Regions from separate parts of the Homo sapiens genome. Here regions 2 and 3 are each linked to region 1. The links are chromatin loops, found by intact Hi-C in ENCODE. Cell type or tissue: PC-9. All regions are shown on one strand. Each heading gives the region's core, and the rest is flanking DNA. Links, peaks and the distances in the headings are about the cores only. Region 1 holds the start of LOC107984418 (a long non-coding RNA gene). Region 2 has its middle 26 kb from the start of HTATIP2. Region 3 has its middle 11 kb from the start of MRGPRX2.

Evidence for each region. Hi-C counts contacts between places; a loop is a spot of excess contacts. Peaks named below come from ENCODE experiments on the same cell type or tissue, not always from the same donor. Only the 100,000 strongest peaks of a DNase experiment are listed, where the experiment ranks them.
Region 2: it touches region 1 in a loop (4-fold over the local background); 34 of 110 quality-filtered maps call a loop at or near these places.
Region 3: it touches region 1 in a loop (12-fold over the local background); 4 of 110 quality-filtered maps call a loop at or near these places.

Annotation. Positions count from the first base shown.
Region 1 is chr11:20,128,633-20,136,749 of GRCh38, forward strand. It overlaps LOC107984418 (a long non-coding RNA gene), which reads right to left and starts at 3,757. Exons shown (of 3, transcript XR_001748477.2): 1 at 3,669-3,757. LOC124902643 (a long non-coding RNA gene) reads left to right here. Exons shown (of 3, transcript XR_007062615.1): 3 at 1,674-3,669. In PC-9, for the core only: CTCF peaks have their summits at 3,966 (motif pointing left) and 4,169; no DNase peak of the experiment used is centred there; H3K4me3 peaks cover 609 bases.
Region 2 is chr11:20,333,820-20,341,936 of GRCh38, forward strand. No RefSeq gene overlaps it. Among named protein-coding and RNA genes, the nearest start is that of HTATIP2, 26 kb to the right of the region's middle. In PC-9, for the core only: a CTCF peak has its summit at 3,922 (motif pointing left); no DNase peak of the experiment used is centred there; H3K27me3 peaks cover 4,127 bases.
Region 3 is chr11:19,067,478-19,075,594 of GRCh38, forward strand. No RefSeq gene overlaps it. Among named protein-coding and RNA genes, the nearest start is that of MRGPRX2, 11 kb to the left of the region's middle. In PC-9, for the core only: CTCF peaks have their summits at 3,903 (motif pointing right) and 4,104; DNase peaks (open chromatin) are centred at 3,894 and 5,134; H3K4me3 peaks cover 605 bases.

The DNA of each region.
Region 1 (8,117 bases), core at 1,841-6,840:
TTGAGACCGGCACGGCCATCACGGCCAAACCCCATCTCTACTAAAAATATAAAAATTAGCCAGGTGTGGTGGCGCACGCCTATAATCCCAGCTATTCAGGAGACTGAGGCAGAAGAATCACTTGAACCCAGGAGGCAGAGGTTGCAGTGAGCCAAGACTGAGCCACTACACTCCAGCCTAGGCGACAGAGCAAGACTCTGTCTCAAAATAAAATCAAAAGGACCCTCAGAAGGTCGAGCATACTATTTTTCCCTCTACCTCATGCTTGGAGAATGAAGCTACATTCTCTATAAAGGAGATAGGAAAAGGAATTGATGTGTGTCAGGCATCTTCTTAAGCCAAGCAGCCTGCCTTCGTGGAGCATGTGATCTGCATAACAATCGCGTGAGGTTGGTGTCATCCTCTGTCTCATGATTGGTCAAGGGACTTGGGCAAGGTCTTGCTAATCAGAGACAGAGTAAGGATTTGAACCCAGGCCCTGCCAGAAAGCATGGAGTCTTGCTCCTATACCAGCCTGCATCCCTACCAGCCACTGCTGACTATGCATTCACATCCATGACCCCACTGGCATTCTGCCTTGGCCTTGCAGGTGAGGCCCAGAAGGTATAGTGACACTTAGGAAGGGAAACTGTCTCAGAATGGACCCTGAGCTAATGATGCTGCCAGAATAAGAATCCAGGTGCTCTAACTTCCCTTCCCAGGCAACTAGGGGAGCAGTTAGGCCCCAGACTCTAGAGTCAAATCAGGGCTCCACTGTTTGCAAGCTGTGACCCTGGGCAAATGGTGCAGCTCTCTCTGAGCTCAGCTTGCAAATCTGTAAAATAGACATGACAATATTAACCTGCAGGTGATGCTATAAGTGTCCTTCTCAGTGTAGGGGTGGAAAGGTATGATACCTTTCTTCACCCATCATAAGACTCACGAATGACACTCCTATAACAAAAGACAACAAGAGAAAAGCATAACAAATTGACTTAAAGTTTTATGTGACACAGGAGCTTTCAGAATAAAGACCTAAAAACTCAAGAGAAAACTGTCTGTTTTTAGCCTTAGACCCCATGAAGAATGCACAGCCATGTAGAAATGTGATTGGATGATTGGACAGAAAGGGTATGATCTAATGCTAATAGGCGGAGTGGGGAAACCTAGCAAGGCCCGACTTCAGATTCTTCTTGGCCTCTCTGTGTGCCGTTCCTTCCTCCCTGGTATGGGGCAAGGTCCCTTCTGGAATAAGGGTCTTATTATCTGCTATCAGACAAGGTAGGTCAGAGAATTTCTTTATGGCCAGCTCTTACACAGAAAGGCAGGGGAAAGTTAAAGTCGTGTTTCTAGGTTTTATGGCTGGCTTTGGGGAAAAGGAATTCTAGTTTTTATGGCCTGACTTGGAGGAGAAAGGTTAGCAGAAGAAAAAGGAAAAAGGACAGAAAAAGACTTTGTTTATGAAACCCTTTCAGTGTCATTCAGTTCAAAGCACTCAGCATGCCAAGACACCATACTTTGGGATATCGTTTTCTGAACCCTGACATTAGCAGCCACTGTCCACTCTTCCTAACTGAACAGCAATCGTTATCACAGCTGTTTTTAAAAGGTCACTGTCTTTGTTTTATGCTGCAATAACAGAATACCTGAGACTGGGTAATTTATAATGAACAGATATTTATTTTTTGTGGAAGGTGAGAAGTCTATGGTCAAGGCGCCTGAACTCTGGGCAAGGACCTTCTTGCCGCATCATCCCATGGCAGAAGGCAGAAAGGTAAGAGAGAGAGAAAGGGGTGAGGCGACTGAACTCATCCTTTTACAAGGGACCCACTTTTGCAAAAACTAACCCACAACCCACTCCTTCAATAACAGCATTAAGCCACTCGTGAGGGCAGAGCCATCATGACCTAATCACCTCTCCAAGGTCCCACCTCCCAGCACTGTTGCCTTGGGGATTGCATTTCCAATACACAGACTTTGAGGGACACATTCAAACCATAGCAGTTGCCCCAGATCTTGCCAGGCTGGAATTTATTTCTGGCCTCCTGTCTAGTAAAGACCAATGTAGTTTCCTGTGATTGGATTGCGGCTAGGGGACCTGGGTTTCAGTTTAGACATTTCCATGAACTTGCTGCATTCCCTGTAGGGACTCATTTCCCATCTGCGGGCTCATTTCCATGAAGTTGCTGCATTCCCTGTGGGGACTCACTTCCCATCTGTGGGCTCAGGACAGTCAGGTGTGAAGCAAAGGCAACACATCAGTGAGCCCTCCCTCACTGCTGACCCATCCCCTTGCTTCCTTGACTTTTCTTTGCTCTGTATCTCAAGTGAGCGCTGGACCTGCCTCAGGCACCACTGCGATGCAGAGGCTTGGAGGGTTTTTTGGGTTCAGTTACAGTTTCTGAGCCTCTTGGCTCTGGTCACTTTTTCAGTGGAACACTTCTTCTTCCTTTTATTTTTTAAGAGAAAGGGGCTAGGCATGGTGGCTGACACCTGTAATCCCAGCACTTTGGGAGGCCAAAGCGGGTGGATCACCTGAGGTCAGGAGTTCGAGACTAGCCTGGCCAACGCAATGAAACCCTGTCTCTACTAAAAATAAAAAAAAATAAAAAAAAAATTAGCTGGACATGTTGGCAGCCACCTGTAATTCCAGCTACTCAGGAGGCTGAGGCAGGAGAATCATTTGAACCTGGGAGGTGGAGGTTGCAGTGAGCTGAGATCATGCCACTGCACTCCAGCCTGGGTGACAAAGTGAGACTTTGTCTCAGAAAGAAAAGAAAAAGAGAAAGTTTCTCATTCTCTGTCACCCAGGCTTCAGTGCAATGGCCCAATCTCGGCTCACTGCAGCCTCAAAGTCCTGGGCTCAAGCCATCCTCCCACCTCAGCCTCCCAAGGTGCTGGGATTACAGGCATGAACCTCTGGGCAAAGCTTTGTCATTCTTCATACTTTTCGAACAAGGAGCCCTGCATTTTCATCTGCACCGGGTCCTGCAGATTATTACGTAGTGGGTCCTGGTGTGGATTCGTGTGCCTGGGTTCCGTGCCCATTCGTTGAGCTGGGGTACGGGGATCATCAGCTACACCCAGACCACACGGACCCAGAAGCGGGGGGCAGGGTTGCTAAAGAAAAACTGAAGAGCGTTACCAGAAGCAAGAATGGTTGTGGCGTCGGCAAAATTGAATACACGTGCGTATCGACACCGATGTGGGATACGTTCTGAGTAGTTGAGGGAAGACCCAAAATCATGCCGTCGGAGCTCTTCCTGGAACCGCACCGCGGCATGTGTGGCTCCATGGAGGGCGTGACGCACCGTGCAGCAATACTCGCAGCGTGGAGAGTTCCAGTCCCGAAATGGCAGCGTCAGGCAAGCTGCTTCCAATACCCCTCCCTCCGACAACCAGAAACAAATACCCAGCGCCCAGATCCACACCAGCAGCAACCCAGAGCTCCAGTCTGAGGATGAGACTGTTCCAGGGCCACAGAAAAGAGGAAAACCTCGGGCAGATGGTGAGGGAAGGGAACCTCCGTGTTCAGGACACCTCCGCCCATCCACATTCGGCCTGGCACCGATCCTGCGGAATCTCTCCCCAACGCACGGTTTCTACACTGGAACGATTGAAACTAAGGGGGTGCGCCAACTCCCCCACCTTCGCGGGTCCCCTGGCAGGAGACCTGGTCCTTGCCTTACCGCAGTAGGTGTGGCTGTGACTGAAGGGAGCGGCATCCCTGAGCACAGTCGGAGACAAAGGGAGGCGAGGGCCAACCCCAGCCCGGAAACTCTGCCCTGTAACTCGGCCAAAGGAGACGCCGCATTGGAGCGGCTGTTCCGCAGCACCATGCTGTAGAAGGTACGTTCCTCTGATGCCCTGTGCGCAAACCCCTAGCCAGCCTTCCCACACTGCCAGGATAACCCTTTTGAAACCTCCCCTGTTTGGGACAGGCCGTGCTCCCACCTTTTATTGGAGACGAGGCGAACCTGGGCTTAGGGCGCCACCTAGAGCCAAAAAAGAGGAAGCGACCTGGCCGCGAAGCTTCGCTAGGCAAGGATGTCCCACAGAAACCCAAACAAGCCAGACAGAGAAAACTGGAATAAATAATCCTTCATTGCAAAGACACAGGCGTATACCCACAAAAACACCAGCAAGCAGGAGACCATGACCTACGCAAAAGGACAAAGCAAAAATCCAGTGACTGGGCCTAACGACATGGCGATTGGTGAGCTCCCTGACCAAGAATTCAAAATAGCAGTTTTAAGGAAACTCAGTGATCTCCGAGATAGCACACAAGCGCATTTCAGAAACTTATCAAAGTTAACAAAATATTAAAGTAATTTTAAAAATCAAGCAAATCTTGAAACTGAGAAGTTCATTTGCTGAATCGCTGAAGTTCATTTGCTGATGAACTCGATAGACTCTCAACAGCAGAGGGAACCAAACAGAGGAAAGTATCAGTGAGCTTGAAGACTGGCTATTTGAAAATACAGCCAGAGGGAAAAAAAGGAAAAAAATAACTGAAAGGAATGAAGACCGCCAACAAGATCTACAAAAGTAACTCAAAACACCAAATCTAAGATCTACAAAAGTAATTCAAAAGACCAAATCTAGGAATTGTTGGTGTTCAAGAGGGAGCTGAGGCCGAGCATGTGGCTCATGCCTGCAATCCCAGCACTTTGGGAGGCAGAGGTGGGAGGACTGCTTGAGGCCAGGAGTTCGAGACCAGCCTGGACAACATAGTGAGACCTCGTCTCTACTAAAAATTAAAAAAATATTAGCTGGGCACAATGATGTGCACCTGTAGTCCCAGCTACTCAGGAGGCTGAGGCTAGAAGACCGCTTGAGCCTGAGAGATGAAGGTTGCAGTGAGCCGTGATCATGCCACTGCACTCCAGCATGCATGACAGAGTGAGACCCTGTCTCAAAAAAAAAAAAAAAAAAAAAAAAACCAAAACAGTGGGAGCTGAGCAAGAGCAAGGGGTAGAAAGCTTATTCGAAGAACTAATAACATAGTAATACCCAACCTGTGCAACACTCCTTTCCTGTGCCAGGCACTGTGCTAAGCAATTAACGTGTACTATCTCATTTAATCCTCTCAGCGACTCTATGGCGACAGTATTATTAATGGTGCTTCATGAAAGGAAAAACTCAAGGAAATATCTCTTCTTCCTATAGCGTGAGAGCCAGCTAAGGAGTGCAAGCCCCCCCCTCCCCAACCATGGGGTGAGAAGTGTCCCCTCTGTTCTCCCAGCAGTCCTGTGCTTCCCTGTTACAGAGTGCCCCCCAGTCTGCTGTGATGGCTGTGGCCCTGCATCTCTTCCACATGAAATGAGAGCTGGAGGCATGGCTCACTCCATGATACAGATCTAGTCCCTAGAACAGAACTAGGCTCCTATGGGGAAATGCAATAAGGACAGCGAACAAAGAAAGGGAGAGGTAGAAGGAAGCTCAGAAGTTTAAAGGACTCAGTCTGGCAGAAAAAGAAAGAGGGGTTGAGGAGGGAGTGAGATGAAGGGAAGTTGAGTGCAAGGAAGTTCAGAGGGGGAACTCTACAGAATGCACATGGAAAATAAAGTTAATCAGCAAGGATGGAAAGATATCTTAAACGTCAACATCAACAGAAAAAAGACCTAACTGTATATCAAATTGAACTTTAATAATTTAGTGGAATATAATTTTAATGGAATATAATCTTGTGCTTTGCTTTGTAGATGTGTTGATGGTCGTGGTATTGATGTAGTAATTCCAGCACTATTTGTGACTAAGGAATGTTAAAGCAAATATATTGTTTGGGGGAATAATAATTCTCATTCACTAAGAGAGAAGGGAGAAAACATATGGAATGAGAACAAAGGAAGAACACCACATTGCTGTATTAAATTAAAGATTACTAGTAAGACCTCCCTCTTGCTCCAGAAAGATAGATAGAGAGATGATAGCTATAAATCTGTTCCCTGAAAGAGCATAGAAGCAATGATATTATAGTACAAATGATCGCAGCCACCACACCATGAGTTCTAAATGCCATTCTCTAATTTTAAAAACCTGAACTTCTTAGAGAAGTGGCTGATTCCAGGTATTTGACAGAAAAATTACAAGGCAAGGCTGAACATCTTGTATCAGAAAACATGGAGGTGCTAAAAACAAACAAACAAAAACAGTGGAGAACACCGGATCCAGCTTCAAGGGGCATCCCTGGCCAGATCTGAAAGACCTGAGCATCAACAAGAGCAACGGTGGCTACGTATCATAAGATAATTGAATAAAACAAAAACCCGTGAGTCATTGTGACAAGTAAAGGCTAAAGGTGCTACCATGCCAAACCATACTGCTCAGCTACAGGCCACTTTCTTTTGCCAGGCAGGCATGAAGAGGACCATTTGAAAAGAGTTGGCGAGATGAAGGAAAGGCACGGTACAGGCCTGCATAATATTACAGAGATTTCATTATGAGAGAGGAGGTATTACCAAATGAGAACATATTTCTCTTCCTTATTATGGGTTAGACAAGGGCTTAAAAACTGGTGGCTTAATGTCCTGCTATGACTCACAGATATTTTTACTCACAAACTTCTTTAATTGGGAAATTGCACTTAAATTCCAGATTTCTGGATTGTCTTAAAATCCAGGCAATCTAGTCTTCATTCCAACCTGAAAACAGTCAGCTAACATGAGCAGAAATTGTCCTATTCAGTAGGGCCTGCATCCTTGGGCTCATCAGAGCTTCCAGTAGTACAGGCTCCCTTCACTGATTGTTGTCACCTGTCTGGCCCCTGGAGACATTATCCTTTATGACCACTAGTTTGTTTATGTTTCTGACTTGTGAGCTATAAAACTGGAATGACCACTAGTTTAAACTTCACTGCCTCTGAGAATTAGTGTCTGTCATTAGGATAGAGGCGTGTGTGTGTGTGTGTGGTGTGTGTGTGTGTGTGTGTGTGTGTATGTGTGTGCTTGATGAAATTTGATTCAACATCTGCTAACAAGACAGTTGGGAGAATGAAGAGATGAACTCCCACTTGTGAAGACTAGATTTGGAAGCACTCTTCCTGGACTTCACTGAAGAATTTAGGACATTAGGCCAGGTGCGGTGGTTCACGCCTATAATCCCAGCACTTTGAGAGGCCAAGGCAGGTGGATCACTTGAGATCAGGAGTTTAAGACCAGCCTGGCCAACATGATGAAAACCCGTCTCTACCAAAAATACAAAAATTAGCCAAGTGTGGTGGCACACACCTGTAATCCCAGCTACACAGGAGGCTGAGGCAGGAAAATAGCTTGAACCCAGGAGGCAGAAGTTGCTGCGAGCCGAGATCACACCACTGCACTCCAACCTGGGTGATAGAGCGAGACTCTATCTGAAAAAAACAAAGAATTTGGGACATCAAAAGTCTCCCTGGACTCGGAGCACCCAGCCACCTCACTTGTCATGTGGACACCTCTTCTTTACCTTCCATTCCATGTGAGCTTGGGTGGGGGTAATAATTGAAACAGGAGGGGAAGGAGATACAACTGGAAGTAGAATGTTCCCTAGGGGAAAGGGGTCAAGTTTTCCAAAAAGTTGATGGAAGGCTTCAAGCCAGTTAATGCCTTAAGAAGGCTCTTTTGAAAGGGGGCCAAATGATGGGATGGGTTTGAGGAGCAAAATTGGCTAATTGCTTAAAGAATTTATCTTAGATGTCTCGGAAGAGGCATCTGGTGGTTGTTTACACAACAGCCACCCTACCCTTCTGAGTAAGAGTACCCCAGGTTTGTTCAAGCATCAGTGTGCCCAGCGACAGAGAATAAACCATGATTGGTCTGATTATGGTAGCTCCATTGCTTGTGATTGGCCTATACATGGCAAGAATCCAGTTGTGTCCAGTGAGAGACATAAGGAGGATTCTGGGAAGGACTTTCCTCCAAAATAAAAGAGATTCATGCAAGAAGTTCCCTTTGCCATTGTCCCTTTTGCTTCCCATTTTGGATGCTGTCATATGAAGAAGTGATGGTTGGAGCTGCAGCAGCCACCTTGCCACCATAAAGCAACCAGCTCCAAAGCCAAAATGTCAAGGAAGTTTGAGTAGGAGAATAACAGAACAAGGCAGTATGAGAAACATGACCTGGTCCATTTTCACTCCTCCACTGATGCCTATACAGAGATGG
Region 2 (8,117 bases), core at 1,396-6,395, 200 kb after region 1:
CCAAGAAAAACTACTCAGCCTAGCCCTCATTAAACAATGTAGCCTCAGGATTTTCTGAAACAGGTGGTTCACTGTAATTCTTAATAGAATAGCACTAACCATTTTTGCAACAGCTTAATTTATATGACTTCACAGCTCCCAATATGCTTAAAAAGAATCTAAGCGATGGATGGATGTTGAAATTTTGTAGATGTTAGGCCTGGGGATCAGACCCCTGCATAAAGGGTATGTCTAATGTAAACTGAAAACAATCATAACCAAAATCCGTAGCAAAATAAATACTTAAGACCTAAAGTTTTACTTCTTTCTATACTTCCTAAATATCATGAGACTTAAAAGTCTGCAACTTTACAATTGTTATGTGTTTTTACATATCTTTGTTCATTTGATTCTCACAACTTCCTTTGAGATAGATTAGTGAAGAATTACTAGCTTCACTGTTCCAATAAGGAAACTGAACCCAAGAAAGATTAAGGAGTTGTCAAAGGTCAAATAGGAAGTGTCAAATCCAGGTCTTTTGCTTCCAAGTTCAGTGCTCTTTCTACAACAGCATGGTGTACACATTTGGAAGTTTGTGGAGACTACTACAAAAATATCAGATTCACTTTGGGCTCTGGGAAAGAACTTAAACATCTGTGTTAGTAAACTCTTGAAATCAATTAGTAAGATAAGAATAGAGTCTTCGGCTGGGCGCGGTGGCTCACACCTGAAATCCCAGCACTTTGGGAGGCCAAGGCGGGCAGATCACTTGAGGTCAAGAGTTCGAGACCAGCCTGGCAAATATAGTGAAACCCCTGTCTCTACTAAAAATACAAAAATTAGTCAGACGTGGTGGCGCATGCCTGTAGTCCCAGCTATTCGGGAGGCTGAAGCAGGCGAGTCGCCTGAACCTGGGAGGTGGAGGTTACAGAGAGCTGAGATCATGTCACTGCACTCCAGCCTGGGCAACAGAGTGAGACCCTGTCTTAAAAAAAAAGACAAAAAAAAAAAAAGAATAGAATCTTCATCTGTGGGGAGTTTTACAAGATCAGAAGAGTCTCCAGCTTAATCTGGGTAGACGCTAGAGGAAGAGCTAAAAGAGACTTGAAGGTCCCTCCAACACTGAAATTCTGGAACTCTGGAATCCATAATTCAAGAGCAGATAATCATTACAAGATCTTTGATTACATTGTCAAAAATGACATACCCATCTTCAAGCATCTGTTTCTGACAATTAGCATGTTTTACCAACAATTAGGTCTGCTTTTGAAACATGACTACGAAAGGACTAATATTCTCTGGCAGTTTATGTTGCCCGGAGAAAGACAGTAATAACAACCAAATGAATTCATGTTGGCCTTGTTGGAAGGGTATGATCTCCTTCTTGTAATTTCAAGGGAAAGAGCCATCCAATTTTAAATTGAGGGATTTGGTTTGCAGATGAAGTTATTTATGTGGCCACTGACCACAGTTGTCCAGTTTATTACCATTTGTCTCTTTGGATTGCAGTAGGTTTGATGTAAATCATTAGTTAGAAAAGTAGAAACTAATCAAGCTTTCCTATAAGGAACACATTTTTGTTCTTTATTTTATAGTCCTTTATATATAGTCCTTGCATGTCAGATATTTGCAGTATGAATTTCACTACAAAAGTACAATACATTTAAGAGAATAATTTTGATATCCATTTTTACAGCACATTAGAAAACAGAATGATGCTTTTGTTATAAGCAGTGCTAATTAAAGCAGATACTTTCAAAGTTACTGTGGAAGAGTGAATCATCATCTCCAACGTAACATGCATTTATAGGGTTGATTTTTTATTGGATCAGCATAATAACAAAACTGTTGCCAAATTATATTACCTTCAAATAAATGCTTGTGTATTGGACTTTTTTCTTAATAAGCATACACAATTATTTAACATAATAAGCACATGTTATTTTAAAATGCAATTAGTATATTTTCATTTTATTTTATTTATTTACATGTAGTTGGATTTGTACCAAAAAGGATAGGAGGCAGAATGCTATATTTTAATTTAAATGTAAGATTTTTAAAATGTATGTAAATAGACTATTCCAGGTCAATAAAAGACACTTAAAATATTAGCAGCTAACTTCACTCTCCTCTTTCTGTTTATACACAATTTGAGAATAGACTTAAGTTCTTCTACTTTCAATTCCCTAATGGATTTTTGTTTTAGACTGAATTAGTCCATGCCAATAGTGGTGATCGAAATTTTTCTGAACATGCAGAATACTACTACTTGTATTAAATGTTACATCTCACACAATCATCTCCAGTGGAGTCGGGAGCATCAGTGACTCTCCAGTCCTAGGTGTTCTTTCCTTTAAACCCTCAACAGCCAATATTTATTTTCTGAGTGCTTCATCTGCAGCCTTGCAATTTATTATGATTGACATTATGGCAGGGTGACTGTTGGATCACCAGGTGAATTCTTTTCATCAATTAGAGCTTGGCAGTCTTGTCAATTGGAAAAATAAGGGCTGTTATTATTATGGTTACTGTTGTTATTGGATCAGGTACTGAGATTTGACAAGAAAAATGGGTTTATAAATTCTTGGCTTGCTAGTCTCTACTCATAAATCTTTCTTTAACATCTTAACACATAACAGGACATTTTCATTTGCTATGGCTCCACAGAACACTAATTTCTATATTTGAATGAGTTATACTGATTTCCATAGTCATTAAATGATTTTCAGCAGGAGAATAAATGTGGCAGACCTAAACTAATTACACTTTTCACCCTTGAGAATGAAAATGAACTGTCTGTTATTGTCATCAGATTGTGTATTACCTGTCTTGTTCAGAAATGGTAAGCATTATGAAAATACAGTTTGGTGATAATAGTAATCAATTATCAAATAGTTATCAATTATTAACTATCAAATTAACAATTATCAATAATAGTTATCAATTATGGTACAGCTATTATGTCCCAAGAGCTTACCATAAATTGTCATTTAATCTTCCCAAGAATCATATGTCCCAAGACATCTGCTTTACAAATAAAGAAATTGAGGCTCAGATTGATGAATATTCAGCTATTAAACAGCCAAGCTGGGATTTAAACGTGGTTCTATCTGCCTTCATAGTTTGTGCTGTTGAGTTTAAGAGTAACACAGCATAAAACCAAGATCTGCAATCCAAATACTCTAAGAATCCTAAACGATCTATTAAGAATACAACATTTATTTACTCTTGCTTAAAAAAATATAAAAAGTTACTTCTAAACATTATGAAGAATCAAACAGGCAAATCCAGAATCTGGATCTTTCTTGAATGTATAGTGGCATCAGAAAAAGCATGAGGGTAAGGGAAAGGGTGACTATTGTTCTATCTAGATTAAAAGAGACAAGAAATAGAACAACCAAATACAATTTATGGACCTTGTTTGGTTACGGATTCAAACAAAACTAGAAAACAATATTTTAGAGACAACTGGAATTATTGGATAATGAATTGGATATTTTAAAATAACAAGAAACTTTGTCAAGAGTGAGAATGGCCTATATTTATGTAAAATAGAAAAATCTCCATGCCTTTCAGGAATGCAAACTGAACTAGGTAGGGACAAAATAACATGCTGTCTGGGATCTGCTTTAAAATACTTCCAAAAAAAAGTTAGAGAAAAGAAGAAAGGCAAGATGAAGCACAGGTGGTGAACTCTTGCTGATTATTTTGTCTGGGTGATGGGCGTGAGAATTCAATATACAACTCTTGCTACTTGTGTGTATATTTCAATTTTTCCTAGTAAAAGCACTGAAAAAAACCACTTGCAAGTATTTTGTTGATGGCCTCATAAATAGATGCTATAGTTCTTATCTCAAGGCTTTGAATTTTAATGTAATGTTTAGGTCCAAGTGTTAGGATTTCAAGCAGTCGGTGTTGAAATATTTAGCGTTACACCGCCCTCTTGTGCTTTCCACGGAGTTTACGGCTTGATGCATATCCCCTCACTGCCTTCCTCCCACCCAATCTTTCCTCTTCCACTTCAACAGTTGAGTTTGCCCGCTAGTTTTAAATTTAAATGGAGGTTTTAGAAGGCTCTTAGCCGATAATAGTGTCTTTGTCCACACTGGAATCCTGACTGCTTCCTCCCCTGCACTCAAGATTTTCTCCCCTTCATTGCTCTCTCTTAACAGCAAATTGCATAAAAGTGGTAAAAGGGACCCAAAAGCAGCCAGTTGCCGAGAGTCCAAATGTTTGAAAGGGAAACTCCAACATTTATCAAGCTGAGAAGTTGAGTGTGTTCCGGCAATCTATTTTTTTAATTATTCAATTATGAATTCCCAGTTATAAATAATTAATGGATGCTAGTAAGATCTCCTGAGAGGAACATTTGATACATGGCCAAACTGATGAAAGACCCAAATCAAAAATGTCCTTAAAATGACTTAAACAGGTAAAATTTTTAAAAGTCTAAGAAATTCCTTAAGGCAAAAAATAATATCAAAAGATGGGAAAAGACTTCCCCATCAAAGTAAAACCAAATAACCAATTATTGTAAAACCAATAATTGGGAAAATCAAGTTTTCTTTATCAAACTGTTATTTTGACCAATCTGTTTTATGAGCCAACTAATTTCAACCAGATTTCTTTCTTCCAAATCATTTGGCTAAATTGCTTTCAATTTGCATTCAGTCAAATCCTGTGCTACCCACACAGTCAATAAATATAAGGGATTTAGGCATCAAAATGAGATTTTTAACCTCTTTTACCCAGAAATGGTATGAATCCAATTTATACTCTTAAATATCCTGTTTGGTTTTTCAGTCTTCTCATAGCCATAGAATTTGCTTCTCACAAAAAGCTGGGAGATAAACGGGTCTGAATTATTATTCCTGTATTATGCCCAAGGAAATGGAGGTACAATGACATAAAAGGCTCTGCCTAAGGCCACAAAGCTAGTAAGTGGCAAAGCTAGGATGAGACCTCAGATCTCTCAGGCTCCTCTGCTGGGGCCAGTTCCACCACAACAGTGCCAAGAATGTAGACCCTGCTTTGCTCTTAGCAAAGGAGCCTAGAACAGGGTTTGGGAACATTCACATTCAGTTTCAAGGCACTAACCAGATGCTCTCAGATCCTGCTGTGGAAGCTGAGAGAAACAAGTGAGTTTTAAGAGTGCAGTTGACGTATCTATCTGTTAACATGCGTGCATACCTGCCTGCATGTATGTATGTGTGACCAAGTGCATTCAGCCTCTACAATATGAAGATATGGAAGATACAAAAAGGATTCCGATCAATATTATCAAGCGTGTAACATTCTCAAGTATTCTCTTGCTCTCCAAGTTGTCCAATATAGTCAAGGAAAGCTGATCCACATTTGTTCATTCACTCATGCAACATATTATTTAATGCCTTGGTGATTAGGTACTGTTCTAGGTGTTAGGGATGCAACGGTGAACAAAACAATGTTCCTGCTTTCATAGAATGTTCATTCTAGTAAGACAGTTGGCAAGTAATATAGCACAATATGCAAATGAGAGATAAATTTTGGTGGCTTCGACTATGGTGACCCTGACCAATACCCAGAGAAAGGAGAAATCAATGAAACTTTGAATAGATAGAAATGTGCTACTCTTACCTAGAGCGACAACCAACCAAGGTCATATTTTTTAGAGCATGTATATTACATTAGGGAGTAGTTGTGTCATTTCTGGGAATACTAGTTTTATAAGAAAAGCCTGAAACTGGATTCAAATTCTGATTGTTCCGTTTACAAATTGTGTGCTCTCAGATGAGTTATTTCATGGTTTTTACAGTTTCCCCAAAATAGTAGTGCCTATCTCATTTCTACTTAATAGAGCTATTATGACAGTTAGAAGATAAAACAGATAAGACATGGAAAGCGCTTAGCACAGGGATAGACACAAAGTAAGAAATTAATAAATATAACTGCCACGTCAGTTTGGATTACTTCTGTTGCAAGAGATTGCAATGAGAAAAGAATTTACCGGCCTGCATAATCATAGCAAACAAGGCCTTAGGACCCAATTTCTCTCTCTGTTGGTTGACTGCGCTTTACTTCTGCTCTGCCCTCACTCCTTGATAGATCTTCCCAAGGTGGCATGATGGCTTACATGAGATAATGGAGTTCAGGATGCCTACCCCAAAGACACATTACCCCAAAATATAGGAGCTTGGCATATTGAATATTTTTAAGCTGAAGTAATTTGAGAAACAGTAGGAGGAACTCTCTGACTTTCCCTTGCCCTTCTATCCTGAAGCAGGTTATAGACCTTCAGGTGAGAGGTACCTTACTCTATACCCGGAGGAAAGGAATATCCATATTCCTAAAGATGAAGGGACACCAAAAGAAATATGAATGAACAGGTCTTGCTAAATTTCCCCCAGTTTGTTACTTTTGTCCTATCACATTTTCCCACAACTTTCCTAACTTTCCATGACTTTTCAAACCTAGCATAAAAACACTCAGGTTTGGTCGGGAGCAGTGGCTCACTTCTATAATCCAGCACTTTGGGAGGCCGAGGTGGGTGGATCACTTGAGGTCAGGAGTTCAAGACCAGCCCAGTCAACATGGCAAAACCCCATCTCTACTAAAAATACAAAAAAAAAAAAAAAAATTAGCCGCGCATGGTGGCAGGTGCGTGTAATCCCAGCTACTCCAGGAGGCTGAGGCAGGAGAATCACTTGAACGTGGGAGGTGGAGGTTGCAGTGAGCTGAGACTGCACCGCTGCACTCCAGCCTGAGTGACAGAGCGAGACTCCGTCTTAAAATGACAAATCAAAAAACGCTCAGGTTTAACCACTTCTGATCTTCATTTCCTTGTGAAGACTCCCTTGTCACATAAAATTTACATTAAATAAATTTGTATGCTTTTCTCTTCTTAATCTGCCTTTTGTTACAGAGGCCCCAGCTGAGAACTTAGAAGGATAAAAAGAAATTTTTCCTCCCCTACAGTTTCTGGTGACCACAAAGGGACGGCTGGACACCTCACTCATTTCAGATCCTGCTGATGGGATCCAGGGAAACTGACAAAAGCCAGAAAAAGGTAAGCATTCTCCCAAAGTCAGCTTTCTCAGATCTCTGTTTGTAGCACCCAGTTAAGAGACAAAGGTAAAAATTTCTCCTTGTCACTTTTTCTTTTCCATATTCATATTTGCAGAAGAAAAACTTGCAAACATTAGTTCTTTGGATTATGATTCTTGCACATTTGGCTAACTTGGTTTTGAGGTACATCTTGTTTACTGATTCTTTCCATGCCAGAGACAGCTACTGCTTTCCTAGTTATCTCATTTTGCATCCTGAGAGCTTGGCTTGGCTTTCTGCCTGCCAGGGAAATGTGCAGACAGTCAACCATCAGGTTGTTGGCCCTGAGAATATGGCCTGATGGAAATGTAGGTTGCATCTCATTCTCCGCTAATGTCTTACTGACTGTTGCCAGCCCTCAAGAAGGGCCATCTAAGTCTGTCTTTCTTGTGGCTATCTTTGGGAGTGGTCTGGATCTTGAAAGGCTGCCTTTTTTGCACTCTCTTTGAAGATGACTCTTGCGTCCACGGTTAAGCTATAAAAGTCTTGTTGGTTGTAAGTCATAAAAGGCTTATTGGCTTTTGTTTTGAGTCACTTGAAATAGATACCTTTAGTTTCAAAAAAATTATTTTAAAAAGAAGTTCAGTATTGCCAGAGATATTTACTGTTTGTCCCAGCTAAAACTTGATAATAAGATATTTGAAAGAATTTTTTTTTTAAAGATCTATGGTCAGAAATTGGCCTAATTGGAAGCTGATATTCAGGGCCTAATGGAACCAATTTTGTTTAAGTCTTCTCTGTTTTCTCTGTTTAATCCTGCTCCTCCCATGGGAACTTCTCACTTAACTGAAATCCCCTTCTCAAGCCCCTGCTGACTAGATGTCCACCTCCTTCTTGTTGGCACAATTTTGCTGAGGATAATTTGGAACTCCATTGGCTCCTTGGGGAAACTTAAGATCTCCCAAAACTGGCCCCTCTGAAGTTTCTGCCTTCCCTTTGCTTCTGCTCCTCCTTCATCCTTTTGCCACTTTCAATCTTCCATTCAGTTTCCTGAATCCTTTGATATGTCCCCCTTCAAGCTCCTACCTCCTCCATTCTTCTGTCCATCTCTGCCA
Region 3 (8,117 bases), core at 1,295-6,294, 1.1 Mb before region 1:
TTTAAGCTTGTAGCCATAATACGAAATGAGAATCTCCTTCTGAGAAGAAAGGATAACCATTTAGGAAATGAATTGATCACGTCTGTGCTTCAGAAAAGTCTTATCAGGCTGCTGAATGTACAAGATATAGAATATAGATGAAAACATAAATCACTGGTTATACTTCCACATGGAAACAACTGCATAAATACTTTAGTATATGCATACAAAATACACAATTGATATTGTTTTATAATATGTGGTTTATTTCTAATTTGATAATTACTGATTGTGGGATCTCCAACATAAATGGCAACTCTTTTGATCTCAGTTCCCCATCTGTAAAATGGGATGCCTTACAGTTGTGATGAATCTGAAACTAAGAGAACTCTGGTGCCTATGGAGGTTTCTCTCCTCCAAGTACCAAAGAGAGTAGAGAGCTCAAATAGGCCTCTCTCTGAGGCCAAACTTGGATTCCAGGATGACTCTCATCTTTTAGATCCTTAGTGGCTTCCAGAGTTTTCATAACTATGATGAAGTCATCAACCTAGGCCCCTCTCCATGGCTTACAATGTGATATTTCAATATATGTATACAATGTATAATGATCAAATTGGGTTCCTTAACATATCCATCACCACAAACATTTATCATTTCTTTGTGTTGGGAATATTCAAAATATACTCTTCTAGCTATTTAAAAATATACAGTAAATTGTCATTAATTATAATCACCCTACATTGCCCTAGGACTCTACAACTTATTTCTCCTATCTAGCTGTAATTTTGTATCTGTTAGCCAAAATTAGGCTATCCATCTGTCCATCCTTCCCAGCTTCTAGTAACCTCTATTCTACTCTCTATTTCTATGACATCAACTTTTTCAGCTTTCACATGTGTGAGAACATGTGGTATCTGTCCTTTTGTGCCTGAATTATTCCACTTAAAATAATGTCCTCCAGACTCATTCACGTTGCTGCAAATGACAAGATTCTTTCTTTTTTGTGGCTGAATAGTACTCCCTTGTGTATATGTACCACATTGTCTTTATCCATTCATCTGTTGATGGACACAGGTTGAGTCCATATCTTGACTATTGTGAATAGTGCTGCAATAAGCATGAGAGTGCAGACATCTCGTCAACATATTGATTTCCTTCCCTTCAGATATATATCCAGTAGTGGGATTGCTGGATCATGTGGTAGTTCGATTTGTAGCTTTCTGAGGAAGCACCGTACTGTTTTCCATAATGGCTGCACTAATTTGCATTCCCACCAACTGTGTATAGGAGTTCCCTTTCTCTGCATCCCCACCAGCATTTATTTACTTTTTGTCTTCTTGATAACAATCATTCTAACTGTATTAATATGATATCTCATTGTAGTTTTGATTTGCATTTCTCTGATGATTAGTGATTTTGAGCATTTTTTTCATATACCTGTTGTCTATTCCTATGTATTATTTTAAGAGACGTTTATTTAGCTCATTTGCTCATTTTTAAATTGGATTGTTGGTGGGTTTTTTTGTTTGTTTGGTTGGTTTTTGCTTTTGAGTTGTTTGAGTTCCTTGTATATTCCAGATAGTAATCCCTTGTTGAATAAATAGTTTGCAAATGTTTTCTCTCATTCTGCTAGTTGTCTCTTCACTCTGATGATTGTTTCTTTCACTGTGCAGGAATTTTTTAGTTTGATACAATCCTATTTGTCTAGTTTTGCTTTTGATCCATGTGCTTTTGAGGTCCTCTTCACAAAGTCTTTGCCCACACCAATGTTCTGATACAATGTTTTTGTTTTCTTCCAATAGTTTCATAGTTTAAGGTCTTATATTTCAGTCATTAATTCATTCAGAGTTGACTTTTGTATATAAGAGATAGGGATCTAGTTTAATTCTACTGCATGTGGATATCCAGTGTTTCCAGCGCCACACTATGAATATTTGTTCACTTAATGGTGTCCCATAAGTCTTATAGGCTTTCTTCACTATTTTTCATTCTTTTTTTTTTCTCAGACTGGATAATTTCAAATGATCTGTCTTTGAATTTAGAGTTCTTTCTTCTGCTTGATCAAGTCTATTGTTGAATCTCTCTATTGTATTATTTATTTTATTCATTGAATTCTTCAGCTTCAGGGTTTGTTTATTTTTTTAAAAAATCCACCTTCTGTTAAATTTCTCATTCATATCATGAATTGTTTTCCTGATTTTGTTAAATTGTCTATCTGTATTTTTTGTATCTCATTGAGTTTCCTTAAAATCATTATTTTGAACTCCTTTTCCAGAAATTTTTAAATTTCATTTTTAGCAGAGTCTGTTACTAGAGGGTTATTGTATTCCTTTAGTGGTGTCGTATTTCCTTGCTTGTTTATGTTTCTTCTGTCTCTGCATGATGTTTCTTGTATCTGTGCATCTGATGGAACATTTACCTCTTCCAAACTTTCTAGAATCATCTTTGCAGAGAAAGACTTTCACCTGCAGTTTGGTCTTGGTGTGCTGGTTGGTGAGGACAACTCTGTTTTTGGGTAAGTTGAGTGATATAATCTCTATGCAGCTTCCTCATTTGTTGGCTCACTGAATAACTGTGGGTGCCTCAATGACTTAGGTTGTAGAAGTTTGTGGCGGTGGCAGTAGTGGTGGAGGTTGTTAAAGTCTTCATGAGCGAGGGCTTTTGGGGTCCTCTTATTCTTATTTCCCCCACAGTGTGGAGACTTAGCTGAGAAAATCCTTCTCGGTATCAGGTCGGACATGGCCTACATGCAGCTGCAGTGGTACTAGGTTCCAGGTGAAGGTGCTTAGAGCATTTGTGGGGTTGGGGTCCTAGGCTCAGTGTATCACAAACCTATTGTGGCACCTGGATCTTGTGGTGCAGGTTTGCTCTCTGTGTTTATTGGATGTAGGTTGTCCAGAGAGCCGTGATCTGGGACTCTGAGGCACCTTTAGCAGTTTGGGCTCAGGGGCTGGGTTGTAGCTGCAATTCTACTTCTAGGGGCCAGGGCAAAGAACTGGTCTGACTCAGGAGAAGAAGGAGTGCTCTGGAGGTTTGGGCCTGGGGAGCAGAATATGGCTGCAATTCAGGACCCTGAGCCAATAGGGCTTGGTGGCAACTCAGGTGTCAGGGATGAGGAACCATGTGGTGACTCTAGACCTTGGAGATGGTGGGGTATATTTTAGACTCTGTGAGGCCAGGTACAATGGCAGCGAGGACCCTAAAATGTCAGAGCACAACTGTTGTCTTGGCCCTGGGGGGCAAGGAGCAGCACAGCAAAGACTCCACTTCCTGAGGAGTGAAGTCTGACACTTAACTTTTTGCAATACTCATTGTGTGAACTTTAAGAAGCTCCTTAACTTTCCTGGATCTCTATTCCTCATTCCTAAAATAGGACTAATCCTGTAGTTCTCCAAGGGTGTTTTGAGAGTCATTTGGTTAACTTTTGCATGCTTCATAAATGACGGTATTGGTTAGTCCTGAGTCTTCTGCATAATAACTGTTTGATATTGAATAAGCTATTTTCTCTCTCAGAGCCCCAATTTTGAAATCTGTTAAATACATATAAGATATGCCTCATAGAAGTATCAAATTAAATTGTAAATTAAGCAATATAAAGCAACTGGTACAATGCCTAGCTGATAGATGCTTGATAAATAGTACCCCTGTTATTCTAATTCAAATTTCACTGCCAAGTTTTGAGTTAAATTTAGAGTTTCAACTTCATCAAAATTTTACTGTTATATACTTTAATGAGGAATTTTTTAAGGGATTCTGAAGCAGGGAGCACAAAGAGCAAGCTCTTAACATTTTGGCTTCCGGTTGCCGAAATATTTAATACCACATCAGATTGTGAAGGGATAGAAAAGAAATGTAATGTTACCACATTACGTCACTAGGTGGTAGTCAAGGATCATTGCTTTGTTAGTATGCGGTAACCCTTGACTGGCCAGCAGGGGGCCCATGTCAATGACATTGCTGGAAAAAGTTTGGGATCTCAAGCCGATGTGTGTTTGTGCGTGGTGTGTGTGCCTGCGCGCAAGAGGGAATAGGGAGGGAGGGTGAGGACAGAGGGAGGGAACAGGAAGATGAATCCAAGTGAGACGAATGCCCTGTGAAGTTTGGGAACCGGTCTCTACTCACTGTCTACTTACCCACGCCAATTTTCTTTTCTTTTCCTTTCTATTTTTTTTTTTTTTTTTTTTTTTGACAAAGTTTCCCCCTGCACCCAGGCTGAAGTGGAGTGGCAGGATCATAGCTCGCATCTCCAAACTCCCGGGCTCAAGCCGTCCTCCCACCCCAGCCTCCCGAGTAGCCAAGATTATCCATCCCAATTTAAAGTAGAGCAATGAAGGGGACCCATGTAATTTTTGCAACCTGAGCATTCATGGATGGCAGCATGTACAGCAGCTCCTGCGAGTGTCTATTAATCAACCACTGAAATGCTGGTCTCAAATCCCGATCTACTAAGTCTGTGAATCCAGGTTAGGACTACTAATTTAATCTTACTGTCATGTTGCTTAACCTTACTAGTCAGTCCTTGGCTTCCCCATCAGTAAGATGGCTGTTGTGAGGTATTCAAGGTGCACATGTGAGTGCTTAGCACATGCTTAAAGCCGTGTGACATCAGAATGTGCCCTCTGTCATCGTCAGGACCATCTTTATTATTTCACCGACTTTCCCAGTCTTCCACAGGGTTTCTGAAGCTTGCTCCTAAAATCCCAATCCCCAAGGCCAGCTGAAACTGCTCAGCACGTGTCTGCCACGTTAGGCTTTGGGGCAGGGCAATAGCCTGAGGACAGCAGATGGAAGCACTGGGCAAAGACACGGTGCCTGCACCTGCTGCTATGCGATGGAGGGAGGTACGCCCCAGGTTCCCTTCTGTTCCTGCTCCTCTGTTAGAGCGGATACCTCATGTGAACATGGGCTGGAGACTCGATAGCCCTATAGAGATGGAAAGGGTTATTACTTCTGGTATAATTCTGTCATTTGTTGGGAAACAAAAGAGTAAGTCTTACTGCCCATTACGTCTCAGTAACAACAACTGATCTCCATGTCTTTCTGACTTTCAGGGAGCCCCAGTGACCTTCACGTCACCCTCTTCTCCCCAGGTTCCTTCAGGCCTGGCTGCCATCTGGCAAGTCCTGCCTGTCTGGTTTTCCCAGGCTTCCCTCTGCCAGTGTTTGGCCAGGGCGGGCCAGGGAGAGGCTGTAGGGACCAGCTGCCAGGGGTGGGCAGGGTGTGTCTGACCCCACGGTGGAGGGTTGGGCAGCCAGGGAGGAGGGCATAGTGTGGAGGTCTGCGTCAGTGAAGACTTGGGTGCAGTGAAGGCCTATAGCTCAGGAGGCTGAGGGCGACTCCCTGAAGGTTGGGCTGGTCCCAGGCTTTGCTTGTTGGATGGAGGAGACCTGTGGGGCCTCTGTGTCAAACCAGCTCCTGTGTCCAGCCCAAATTTAGAAAATCAGTGTGGGGGAGCCAAGCTTACCCCAATCCACAGATAACTGCACAGTTTGGAGTTATGCTTTGAGAGAGTGAAGGGAAGGACTTGTCGGGGCAGGATGTGTTCCAGAATATAAGGATCCGAACAGTGTGAGCCGTTTCTCACATCCCTCTCAAGTGCTAACCTACTCAGCCTCCAAGCCCATGCTCCGCAGGCCTCTGTGCTCTGCACTCCTCTCTCCTCTTTGCCTTCTGTAGTCCCCTTTACCTGTTAGGCCCCAGAAGGCTCCCGTTTTGGGGTATAACCCAGGTCCTAGGGCACTCCCCTCATCTGAACTCTGTAGCTGCTGCACCTGTCTCCTCTGCTCCTCTAGGCTGAAAGCTCCCTGAGAGCAGGGCCTATGTTATTCATTCATGGATTCACTCATCCATTTCTTCAATGAATATTGATTGTGCACTCCTTGCTACTTGATAGGCCTTGTTTTAGGTGCTGGAACTGGCACACTGGGTGAGGTCTGAAATTCAGCTCCTGACTCCTGGCCCAGTGCTCTTCCCAACAGATTCCCATCCCCACCTACCTCACCCAGAGCCCAGCCTCCTGGATATAGGTCAGGGAAGCAGTGCCCAGAGCACCACCTTCCCCTCAGGACCCTGATAGGATATTGCCTGCAGCATTTTCCAGCAGGCACAAAGGGCTGAGAGGTACATCTTTGCAGTTTCCTTCTTCCCCTAGGACATTCTGGGAACCACAGGGATATGCACTACCCTTTCCTTCCTTTTGCAGGGTGGCGACAGGGACCAGGGCCACACTCACTGGGCCTAGGGGCAACCCTGGTTCAGACACTCCAGGCTACATGACCTCAGATGACTCCTGTAACCCCCTGAAGCCTTGGTTTCCTCATCTCTAAAAAGGTGATAGTGATACAGGAACTAGAAAGAAATTATTTAGGCAGATAGTGAGGGTAAGAGAGTCCTCAGTAAGGTTTCCTTTTAATAAAAAGCAGCCCCTAACTTGTTTCTTTTCTAAGAAAAAGCAACCTGAAAAATCAAGCTGCAAGCATAGATAAGCAAGCTAAAAGCTCACATAGGTAAATACTGGCAGCTGTGGCAATAGAAAAGCGATATCTGGAAGCCAGGTATATTCAACACGGAGGTTCCCTCTTCCCTTTCCTTTGTCACCACATGTGCAGTAAAAAGCAGGCAACATGGCACCGGCCAGGTAGAGACCCCATCTGCATAATAAAAGATTAGGGTGGGATGACCAGCTTCTTTGCATGCTATGCAAACAGCACACCTGGTTTGACCAATCTCTCATGCCCTATGTCAATCAGACACTGCCTCCTCAAGCTCATCTACAAAACGCCTCCATGCATTTCACCGTGGAACTGGAAGATCCAGTCCGGAGCCCCTCTCTCTGCAGGAGAGAGTTTTTCTCTTTTCTCTTTCTTTCACCTATTAAACCTCTGCTCTTAAACTCACTCCTCGTTTGTGTCCATGTCCTCGATTTCCTTGGAATGAGGCAATGAACCTCGGTTATTGCCCCAGACCAATGGCACCACTTTGATACCAAGAGTATCTTCTCCCTAAGGTGTTTTGAGAATTCTTTGATTCTGTGCCTTCAATAAATGGTAGCTCCTGTCCTCCCTGCCCCCACCCCACAAGCCTGAGGACTGAAGTCAACTCCTGTCCATGGCAAATCAGGCTCCTGCTTAGCAGACTCGGAGCTACAGGAAGCCCCGTCTCCCTCTTCTAGTGCTCAGCCCTAGCGAGAGTAACAACAATAATAATAGTTATTATAACAATGTTGATCTTTTTGATAGCACTTGCTTTGTGTCAGGCACTGTTGTAAGCACTTTACATTTATTAACTCATTTACTGTTTGGTACAATCATATGAAGTGGTATCATTATCATCCCCCTTTTTCAGATGATGAAACCTAGAGAGGTTAAGCAACTTGCCCAAGATCACACAGCTGATAAGTAGCCATTAGAAATGAAGAGACATGGTTGGGCACGGTGGTTCATGCCTGTAATCCCAGCACTTTGGAAGGCCGAGGCAGGCGGATCACCTGAGGTCAGGAGTTTGAGACCAGCCTGGCCAACATGGTGAAACCCCATTTCTACTAAAAATACAAAAATTAGCCGGGCATGGTGGCACATGCCTGTAATCCCAGCTACTCAGGAGGCTGAGGCAGGAGAATCGCTTGAACCTGGCAGGTGGAGGCTGCAGTGAGCCGAGATCGCACCATTGCACTCCAGCCTAGGTGACAGAGCAAAACTCTGTCTCAAAAAAAACAAACAGAAATCAAGAGACATTCTGGACAGCAGTCAGGCTACATTTGCATATAGTTGGTTGCCACATCAATGGCCAAGGTAAAAAGGTGAGTTGAGAATATACGAACTGGGTCATAAATGATGTGAACACAGCTAAGGACTTTCCCAGGACACCTGGACAGCAGGCCTCTGCCGACTCACCCTCTTTTTGTGCCCACTGAGTTGTGCTGCCTGGCACCTGAAAGGGCACATCAATGTTCTGGAGAAGGAAAAGGATGGCAGGAGAGTAACTGGTCTCTGCTCCCTCTTTGGGGCACACAGGGCTTCCAGAAATTCTTGCAAATGTGCCTGAGCCCACATAGGTGCTCTGAAGTAAAAACCACAGAGCTCACTCACACCCCAGAAGTGTTCCCAAATACATTCCCCCATGAAAATTTTCTCTAATAT